4 separate regions of the Mus musculus genome follow, and regions 1, 2 and 4 are each linked to region 3. The links are chromatin loops, found by intact Hi-C in ENCODE. Cell type or tissue: heart. All regions are shown on one strand. Region 1 has its middle 20 kb from the start of Gm39458. Region 2 overlaps Ulk4 (unc-51-like kinase 4). Region 3 has its middle 57 kb from the start of Gm39459. Region 4 overlaps Ctnnb1 (catenin (cadherin associated protein), beta 1).

Evidence for each region. Peaks named below come from ENCODE experiments on the same cell type or tissue, not always from the same donor. Only the 100,000 strongest peaks of a DNase experiment are listed, where the experiment ranks them.
Region 1: a loop joins it to region 3, with 3 times the contacts of the local background. A loop is called at or near these places in 6 of 42 quality-filtered maps.
Region 2: it touches region 3 in a loop (5-fold over the local background); 4 of 42 quality-filtered maps call a loop at or near these places.
Region 4: a loop joins it to region 3, with 7 times the contacts of the local background. A loop is called at or near these places in 15 of 42 quality-filtered maps.

The regions. Positions count from the first base shown.
Region 1 is chr9:120,694,606-120,697,105 of GRCm38, forward strand. No RefSeq gene overlaps it. Among named protein-coding and RNA genes, the nearest start is that of Gm39458, 20 kb to the left of the region's middle. In heart, no CTCF peak of the experiment used is centred here; a DNase peak (open chromatin) is centred at 1,556.
Region 2 is chr9:121,058,057-121,060,556 of GRCm38, forward strand. All of the region lies in intron 34 of Ulk4 (unc-51-like kinase 4), which reads right to left. Among named protein-coding and RNA genes, the nearest start is that of Gm34945, 82 kb to the left of the region's middle. In heart, CTCF peaks have their summits at 677 and 1,485 (motif pointing right); a DNase peak (open chromatin) is centred at 285.
Region 3 is chr9:120,776,286-120,778,785 of GRCm38, forward strand. No RefSeq gene overlaps it. Among named protein-coding and RNA genes, the nearest start is that of Gm39459, 57 kb to the right of the region's middle. In heart, CTCF peaks have their summits at 547 and 1,404; DNase peaks (open chromatin) are centred at 416, 1,406 and 2,336; H3K27ac peaks cover 2,434 bases.
Region 4 is chr9:120,935,048-120,937,547 of GRCm38, forward strand. The region is part of intron 1 of Ctnnb1 (catenin (cadherin associated protein), beta 1); the gene reads left to right. Among named protein-coding and RNA genes, the nearest start is that of Ctnnb1, 2.9 kb to the left of the region's middle. In heart, a CTCF peak has its summit at 1,499 (motif pointing left); DNase peaks (open chromatin) are centred at 4 and 1,494; H3K4me3 peaks cover 1,979 bases; H3K27ac peaks cover 656 bases.

The DNA.
Region 1 (2,500 bases), 82 kb before region 3:
TCCCTGGAAGGGCATCCCATGTGGCCCTCGGGCTGCTGTTCCAAGGCAGCTGGCTCAGTGCCTTCCTTTCCTCCCTTGGCAGATGGATCAAGCATTAATGAGGTACTTCGTCTCAATCAAAGAGGCTGTAAGAATAAGCATTTTCTTTTAACGGTTATACAGCTAAAATAATAAGCTGCCCATCTTCTCACGTGGGGTAGGATGATGTATTAGAGCAGAGAGGAGTGTCTTCCTGCCTCCTTCCCTTCCCTGGAGCTGGTGGGGGGGGGTGATTTAAATCACATAGAAATTATCTTTTACAAATGTAGGAGACTCTCACAAGTATGCAGTCCAGTATGGCAGCTAGAAAAGCCACCAAGGACAAGGCTCCCCCTGGGTCACCCGTTCCACTGTTTTATGTTTTCAAGTCTGGAACTTGTCCTTATGACCCAAGATGATGATCAAAGCCCTGTCATCATGTAGACATCCAAAGAATCAAAAGGTGGGGGGCAGACCCTTGAGGACTGGGCTTTCTTGTTCAGAAGCCTTCAATAGCCCTTAGGCTTGTCTTGAAGACTTTCTTCCCACTTTTAAGCTCCAGGTCCCAGAACACTTGGATCCAGTTGTGGGCAGGTGTCATGACATCCCCACTCCCACAAAAAGGGGTAAAATTAAGGGGCCAAAGTTTGTACACTAATAAAGACAGTGGAAGGTTCTGCACCCAGACAGCCTGACCCATAAAGGTTCCTGCCCTGGCTTCCCTCAAGGATGGACTATGATTGGGACATGAAGGCCAAACAAGCCCTTCCCTCCCCAAGCTGCTTTTGATTATGGTCTTTTTCATAGCAACAAAAAGCCAACCAGGACATCTGGTTACAGATGCAAATATGACCAGCTGCTTCAATGCGCTCCATTGTGACTTCTGCAGTGAGGAATTGTAGCCTTGAACTGTGAGCCGAAATAAACCCATTCCCAATTTAAAAAAAAAAAAAAAAAGTGGGAGACAAAAGGAAAAGCCTGATGTTGGAGACCTTTGACCCAAATCTCATGGGTTAACTGATCTGATATTCTCTTACCCAGAATTTACAAACACATTCAGAAGGAGCTGCAAAGGGAGCTGGGAAATGTAGTCTTTAGTTTGGGAAAGAATGCTCCAGCTAGAACAATGGGATTATTAAAGGTGATGTGGAAGAAAATATACCTCAGTGTCTGTAACAATTTCTTTTTGTTGTTGTCTTAAAGGTCTTTTACTCTTACTTTATGTGTATGGGTGTTTGCATGCGAGTATGTCTGTGTACCGTGTACCTGGTACCCGTGGAGGTCAGAAGAGGACATCAGATCCCCTGTTGCTATAGTTACAGACAATTGTGAGCTGCCATGTGGGTGCTGGGAGTTGAACTCAGGTCTATCAGCACCCAGTGCTCTTACTGTGTGAGCCACCTCTCCAGTCCCAGCAACTTGAATAAGTTGCAGTAGTTACTGTTCCTGCTGTTGGAGCATATGCAGGAAAAGCAATTGGAGGGAGAAAGGACTTGTTCTGACCAGAGTTCAACAGGAAGCCCATCCCGTCAGGAAGCTCACGGCGGCAGGCCTGGGGCAGCTGTTCACATGACATCCGCGGTAAGGAAGTCCAGAGCAGTGAATGTTGAACTTGTCTTCCTCCTTTCCTTCACGCCAAGTCTCCATCCTCATAGTGGGCAGGTGTCCTGATCAAGATAATCGAGACAACCCACACAGACGCACGCAGAGGCTCACCTCATTGGTAAGTCTAAGTCGCATCAAGTTGGCATTCGACATTAGCCATCACAGTGCCCTCCAAAAGTTGGAAGTCCCCCAGGAAACCTGTGTGGAGATGTCTTAGCCAGGGTTCTATTCCTGCACAAACATCATGACCAAGAAGCAAGTTGGGGAGGAAAGAGTTTATTCAGCTTACATTTCCACATAGCTGTTCACCACCAAAGGAAGTCAGGACTGGAACTCAAGCAGGTCAGGAAGCAGGAGCTGATGCAGAGGCCATGGAGGGATGTTCTTTACTGGCTTGCTTCCCCTGGCTTGCTCAGCTCCCTTTTTTATAGAACCCAACACTACCAGCCCAGGGATGGCACCACCCACAATGGGCCCTTCCACCCTTGGTCACTAATTGAGAAAATGCCTTACAGTTGGATCTCGATGGAGGCATTTCCTCAACTGAAGCTCCTTTCTCTGTGATAACTCCAGCCTGTGTCAAGTTGACACACAAAACCAGCCAGTACAGGAATGGCTAAACCTGGTGTAGTCTCCCTGGAGGTGCTTGTTTCCCAGGAGGGGCTCTCACAGGAGTCTGCCATCCTGTCAGACCAGCAGCACACAGGACAGAGTGGAGCTGAGAGACCAAGACAGCATTCCTTGCCCAGGACTGCCTAGTTATTCATGTTTCCTGCCCTCTACTGAAACCTAAACATTACATTAGGGCCCTGAGGGTAAACTGAGATGACCAAATTGTGCCTCTGTACCCTTCCCCAATGTGGCCATTGAATTAAGT
Region 2 (2,500 bases), 280 kb after region 3:
AGGCTATAACCCACGGTCCTCACGTCTGGGTGACATGCACTTCTTAAGCTGCCTGTCAACTGATCTCTGTATCCTCTCTTGAAATGACACAATTACTGGCTTCTAATTAGTCCTTTGAACACTTTCCAGAATGGCACAGACAATAGAACACTCACTGGCTCCACCCAGGTTGACACAGAAAGGAAGAGGAGGAGACAGAGCCCAGACACACATCCTCAGGAACACAGCCTGCAAAGGAAGTGAGGGATGCTGGGAGGAGCAGGAAGGACAGGGTCCTAACAGGGAAGTGGTAAGGAAAGAGACTGCAATTAGCTTGCATCCCTGAAACTCATCACCAGGAAGAAAGGGAAAGGATTTGTCCAGACGTGACATCCTTCCGGCCTGGCAGAGAAAGCACGAACAGAGGCCGGCATTCCTGAAGGCGCACTGGGGACTGGACAGGCCAGGATCCTCGGACCGACCAACTAGGCTGGGGTCCTGAGCTGAATAAAAAGGAGGCGAGTGGAACAAAAAGGCGTCCATGGGCATCTGTCGGCATCGACAGCATCCATTGCTCTACTACAGTGTGACTACGCTGCTCCCTGTCATGACAAATTCCACCCTCAAACTGTGAACAAAACAAACCCTTCCTTCCTATCATAGTGTCACATGTCACAGTTATTGTCATGGGTCCTCAACAGCGTGTCACCACAAGGGGCAGGAATGAGGAATGCTTTGCTCTGTGGGACCTTCTGGCTTCTTCTCAGCTCCGGATCCTTAGGGAAGAATGTGGTACGGTGTAGGTCAGGGGTGTGAGATTGACACAGGCCACTACAACACACATACACAATTCAGGAAGCCTGGTCCTTACTATGTAGAATTTGAAGGACAGTCTACAGAGGCCTTAGGTGCTGTGACACTCTTGACAAACCATGTGAAAACGTCCCCAGCCTCACCCACAGGCTGCAGATGTGTATCAGAAGAAAGACTTAGACAAACATCAGGCAAACCACCCATGGATATAAAACAGAGAAAACATATGCTGGTGGTTGTTGTTGTTAAGGAAAATGAAGAGTGGCATCGACTTTGATCTTATTTCTATTCTCTCTCATTTCCACAAAATCCTAGCTCATGATCACAGGGCTTACGTTACTCTTGAGCTCTTGGATTAAACTTTCCTTCCCTGTTGACACTGGTCCCTCACTATTCTGTTGGGTTAGATTTTCTTTTTAAAGTTTTCTCATCTTCATCCTAAATGCAAATGGTCGTCAGTTGAGAGACGTTTGTAAGTAGGCTAGGAAACTCGCTATCACTTTAGCACAATGAGCTGGGAGCCTTGCCACTGGCTCTGTGTTCTGGATCACCAGGGCTACACAGGGGGTGCCTGTCTCTTTAGTATCTAGGATTCATTTGTAAACCACATGGCAATATTTGAACATCAGCACTTACAATGCAAAATGCCCCATTGGAATCTGTCCCCAAGGGCTCCTGTGTTGAACACTTAGTCCCCAGTAGGTGGTGCTATTGCAGGAGTGTGCACCCTGTAGGAGACAGGGCTGGGCCAGATCAAGTAAGAGGTGTGAGGGGGGTGGCACAGTTCTTAGGGTCACTGCCCTTTATCTCCCCTAATCTTGCTCTCTGCTTCCCCTCCTCCAGGAAGACTCTCCTCCTCAGGTGTCTCAGGAACCTGAGCACCAGAGCCCCCCTGACACACCAAGGTCATACAGTCGTGTTTCCTGAGTCGTGACTCAGGGGATGCTAGTGTTTAACTCTTCTGAAGCGCAGCGGCTCTAACTGCTTCTCACCTCTCTGTTCCTCAGCCAGGGAAAATCATACTCTGTTTCCTATCACAGACCGTCCTTAGAAAGGTGATTTCTAAGAAAAAAGGACCTCTAGAACACAGACAGGGTGATTGTGTACCGAGAAACCAACATTTAACTTTTCAAACTGTTTTGACTGGGACCTGTGAGAGGGCTCAGTAGATAAAGATCCTTATATCACAAGCCACATGATCTAGATGGAGTAGGTGCCGTTCACAGACCGGCCTTCTGGAGTTTGATATTTACTTACTTTGAAGCCAAATTTGGCAATTTATATTTTTCTATTATTTTCATCTATTTTCCACATTGTCAAATTTAATGCCTTGAATTTTGTGTATTTTGAGTTTGTGTGCTCCTTCCTAATGCTACAGCCAACAACAAAAACAACAAAACAACAACAACAACATGAAGAACAACAAATCCAAACTGCAGCTTCCTGAGCTGAATCTTCATCCATAAATAGCAGAGCTAAGAAGAGTCGGAAGCTGCAGTTAGGGGAGGAAAGTAGAAAAATGGGGGCACTGCAGACTTCGAGCAGAAACTGAGCCCCACCAGATCAGTAGTCATTAAAAGCACTGATTGCCAGTTGTCTTACTGTGGGAGCTGATGCAAACGCGGAGTGTGCCGAAGCCTGAAGGCAGCACCAGAAAGTTACTGCGGGCATTCAGAAGAGCATGTGCTGCACACGACCCTAGGAGCGT
Region 3 (2,500 bases):
AGACAGATACAGACAGACAGACAGACAGACACGTGTACACACACAGGGAACATTGCAGATGACTACAAATCATCACCTCACCTCACTGGAATCTTTTTTTCTGTGGGTCTCACCTGGCTCACAGGCCAGCAAGACACCCCCTCAGCCAGGTTCAGTACTACCCTGGGTTACCAGTGCCCCTAAACTTGCCCTGCTTGTTTGTGTGTTTGCTGTGCCTTTCTGTGCAGAGGAACTTGCACAGGACAGAACTATATGTTTAGTTTATTCACGGGGTCGAAGGTCCTGTCTGGAAGCAGCAAATATTTGTAGAAACAAAGGAGGGAGGGAAAGGGGAAGTGGGGAGAGGAGGTGGTTGCCAGGAGATAAAGCAACTGGCTTGTGTCACAGTTGCCAAAGATAAGTCACCTGACACACATGGGAATTCCCAGAACAACCATGCACAGAGATACTTAACTCAGTCTATTGCAAAACTCACTACTTACTTGGGCATTTTGACTTTTATTATTGTTTGAGATACTCCAAGGGAGAGTGACTCAGACCACCAGGTGACTTGGCTGTGGTTTCCTGTGAGTCAAGCCTGCTAGTCAGCTCCAGACAGAGGTGAACAGGAAACTAGGCCAGAGAAAAGCTAGAGAAACCAAGAGCAGCAGACACACAGACATGCAGGCGGCTTCCAGCCTGGGCACTCGGGCCAAAAGGGCAGACAAACTGTAAACCCCAGACACTCGTGCCCTGAGTGGGCACAGCTATTCTTTTTTTTCTTTTTTCTTTTTTTTTTAAATCATATAGTACAGCATTTACCTTTGCAAGCCCTTCAAGATGTGTTTTGTTGTTTATTTTGTTTAAAAACAAACAAACCAGGTCTGGGCTAAAGGCTACCAGCTTTGATAACCCACAGAGAAAGGGAGGTAGCCGCTGTATTGTGAGGTGAGTGCTCAAAATGACCCTGGAGAGCAGTGCCAAACACAGCAAGGAGTGTTTTAGACTTGTCCCGCCAGTGCGTGCCTCACTGCATCCCGCCAACCTCGCAGTCCAAACGGTCCTCTTTCAGAAACTTCTCTATTTCAGGCCAAGGGAGGAGCAGGAGGAGGAGGAGGAGGAGGAGGAGGAGGAGGAGGAGGAGGAGCAGGAGCAGGAGCAGGAGCAGGAGCAGGAGCAGGAGCAGGAGCAGGAGCAGGAGGAGCAGGAGCAGGAGGAGCAGGAGGAGCAGGAGGAGCAGGAGGAGCAGGAGCAGGAGCAGGAGCAGGAGCAGGAGCAGGAGCAGGAGCAGGAGCAGGAGGCCAGAAGCCGGTGCCCTCTGGGCCGACTGCAAAGGTCCTCCCTAAAGCGTTCCAAGAAGGCTTACACGGGAAAGGAGGAGCTCTGGGATCAGAGTCCAGACTCGGCACAGCTATTCTTACATCAACCTGAAGGCGTAGGCGAGGACGACTGGAGGACTGGCCACATCCTTTCCAGAGCAGGGCTGGCCTAACAGAGGATGCAGGGAGAGCAGTGAGAGGAAGCTAGCCCGCTGCTTTTTTTGTTTTTGTTTTTCTTCAGTATTGGGATTAAAAAAACCAACCAACCAACCAAACCATGATTGTTCTGATACCACGTCTCTTCCCCTCCTGCCTTTTGCGTCCTTTCCCCCTTTGCCAGCGCCTGTCTTACCAACCCTCATCCATGTCAGTGACAGAGTGTCACTGGTGTATTCCACCTCAGGAGCCAAGGGACAGAAATGGAAATGTCTGCTGCATTTCCTGGAGAGTATGATGACATGAAGTGTCCACAGGAACAAACTGCCACAACCCTAGACCTCCTCATAGCCCAAAGCAGCTGCTTGGTCTCCACTTCTCTCAAGCGTGGTCTCAGGACACTCACCATGTAAAACAAGTGGGAGGGACTGGGCAGAGGAGTCAGGTCCTAAGGTGCTTGCTGCCCGAGTGGAGCGTGAGGACCAGGTGCATCCTCGGGGTTTGCCTAAGATGCTGTGTGTGGCAACACATCACTTAACCCCACCATGGAACCCAGGGGCCTGAGCTTAGCGGTAGGGTAGGTAGGCGGTGGTCTGTCACGTCCCTCAGGCTAGGCGACCCAGTGCAATCTGCCTAACTCAGAATCTCTGGCACCACTGAGATTCCAGAGTTAATGGAGCCTCAGTGGGGTCACATTAGGGAACCTTGCTACAGGGGTGCACTGTTCTTCCCTACAACCAGTCTGGCATCTCTAACTTCCTGCCTCACTGGATTCTCAGGCCTGGAGAGGAGACTATAATTAGGCTATTCTACTGTGGGATTCCTCCCAGCCTCATGCCTCTCTGTTTTCCTCCAATTGTCTACACCTTCCTTTCCCACCCACAATTTGAAGCTGGCTGTTGTGTGCGCAGGAAATGTGTTAAATGAGCTGATGTTTGTGTTACTGCCCAGTTGCAGGAGCTTTGCTCCCTGGGGAATGTCTGAAATGTGGTCAGGCAGCCGGGCACACATTCCCACCAGCACTGTACCAGAAGATTGTCATTAGC
Region 4 (2,500 bases), 160 kb after region 3:
GGCCTTTAGTGGTGGCAAGGAAGTTGGAAACTTGCAGATGTTTCTCTACAACAAACCCTCCCAGGCTGAAGTCCTTAATTAAGGAAGCAGGCTATCTGGAAAGCTTAGCTTGCCTGGGACAGAGTCCTGGGCCTCACAGTCTGTAAAAAGACTATCTTCAGATAGGGAAACATTTAATCGAATGCAGGCGTGAAGAAATAGAGTTTAACTGTCATGTGATCATTTCTCATAGTCTAGAGCAGTGCTTCTCAGTCAGTCTTCCTGATGTTGTGACCTGTTAAAATAGTTTCTCAACTGTTATGGTGACCCCAACCGTAAAACTTTCCTTGCTACTTCACAACTGACTTTGCTACTGTTGTGAACCATAATGTAAATGTTTTCCCACGGTCTTAGGTGACCCCTGTGAAAGGGTTGTTGAACCCCCAGATTGAGAACACTAGTTTAGAGACTGTATATTGGGTATCTATGTCTCCAGCTTGAAGGGAAGTATCTACTGCTGTAGTGACGATGGGACTAGAGACTGTGAGTGAAGCCTTAGCTCACGAGTCTCAGAATCCCAGAATCCCACCGCCAAGGTGGAGGATGGGGAACTTTCTTAGTCGGAGTGTATTTTGAAATGTGTGCTCAGGAAAACTGGTGGAGCCCTTTTGCAAATAAACTCAGGGCAGAGCATGGACAAGAGCCTGTGCACACTGCAGGTGGCGAGTGGAGTGGAGTGGTATATTTACAGTCGTTTGTTGCTGTACTTCTAAGCAGGAAGTGGACAGTGAAAGTAGATGGAGTCAACTGAAATATCAGTGCTGAGGTGAGGTGAGGTGAGGCCAGGTCGTGGTCTCTGCCCATCACCTAGTGGTAAATTTTTAGTGTCCTTGGCCAGAAGCAAACCCGAGGGACAAACTCCTGAAACGGTGTTCACAAACTCGTAAAAACCTTGCAAACGTACAAACATTTTAACTCCATTTTCTTTTGTTGTTTTGTGGCCCCTGTCAACTCCTTTTTATTTAAAACAATCTCACTGAAGACATCTTCATGCCACAGAGAGTAAAGTAGATGAGCAGCTACAGTTCTGAGGCCTGTGGAGGCAGCCTCTGTCCTGAGAGGACGCAGCTTGAGGAATGTTAGGCAGCCCTGCGATGCTTGCTCTTCAGCAACACCGGTCATGGTGTGGTTCCTAGGTTAGCTACAAGTTTTATAAAAGGAAAAGTGTTTTGTGTCAATTGAAAGTGAATCAGAACTTTCCGGAGAAAGGTCTTTTTTTCCTCTGTTTACCTAAGAAATCTTCCTTTGTATTTAATGTAAAATCAAGCTTCCCTTGACTAAGAACCCTGATTTTTCTGCTGGGGTATAATTCTGGAAGAAAGCATCTAATCTTCCATGGGGAGAAGGCCTTTAAAGGAAGTAGGCAGTCCTGCTAGGACTTAGTTGTGTCTCTTAAGACACATTTCCCAGTTTCAATTGAGACGGCAGTGCTCTAGTCATGCCGAGCGCCCTCCGGTGGACAGAACACAGGTCACTTTTCCTCGATCTCTGCAAGTTTGTGTGGAATGGATCCTGGTTACTCTGTAAGGAGAACCAGTCGTACAGTACTCAGTACAGTTAAAAGACTGGCCTGGGAGGGTAGGAGCGTCTGTGAGAGAACAGGTGGTCTAGGGCACATCTGCTTACAGTGTGAGACACCAAATGCTCAGGCTTCTCGGAGTAAAGGATGACGAATAGAGGTGAAATTCTTAAGTTCCCAGTGAAGATCTGTCACTGTAAAACACAAGTGTATTTCCCTCGGGTGAAGTCAGAGCAGTACTGGTAGTGGGAAGGTTTTCTGCTGCACACTCAGAGTGCTTTCGTTCTTATAGACCTTCATTTCCACCCCTGTAGTGACGTTCAGTCCCTTCTGAAAATACCATTTCAAATCAGCCAGGATAATAGAGTGAAGCATATTCTGAATTAGTTTTTGAAGTGAAATGGTCAGTTTATGAAGGATTCTTGAGAGTTTAAATTTTGTTTTTGGATTCTGCTTTTCAGAAACAAGCTAAAATCAAATGTAGAGATGGCGATCCATTTAGCCTTCAGAACTCATGGAAACATGAATAGAAATTTCTTGCTTTAAGGGAGCATTGTCACATTTGAATGTGACTTTAAGAATTACTTCTCTTATTTTTTAAAATAATTGTATCATTTCCCCTTCCATTCCTCCGGACCTGCCCATATACCCTTGCTCTCATTCAAATTCATGGCCTCTTGTAAATCATTGTTACGTATGTGCGCGTGTGTGGCACACACGCGCGCACACACCCACACCTCTAACTACAACCTATTTGGTTTATATGTTTTTAGAGCTGACCATTTGGTATTGGATAACAATTGTACTATTTTCTAGGGAAGACTCTCAGCATTTCTTAGTTGCCTGTAGTTCCTTGTGTCTCACGGTCTGCCCCTCTACTCATCTGAACTGACAATGCTCCCTTCAAATACGGGAGACTACAAAAACCCCACTAGTAGGCAG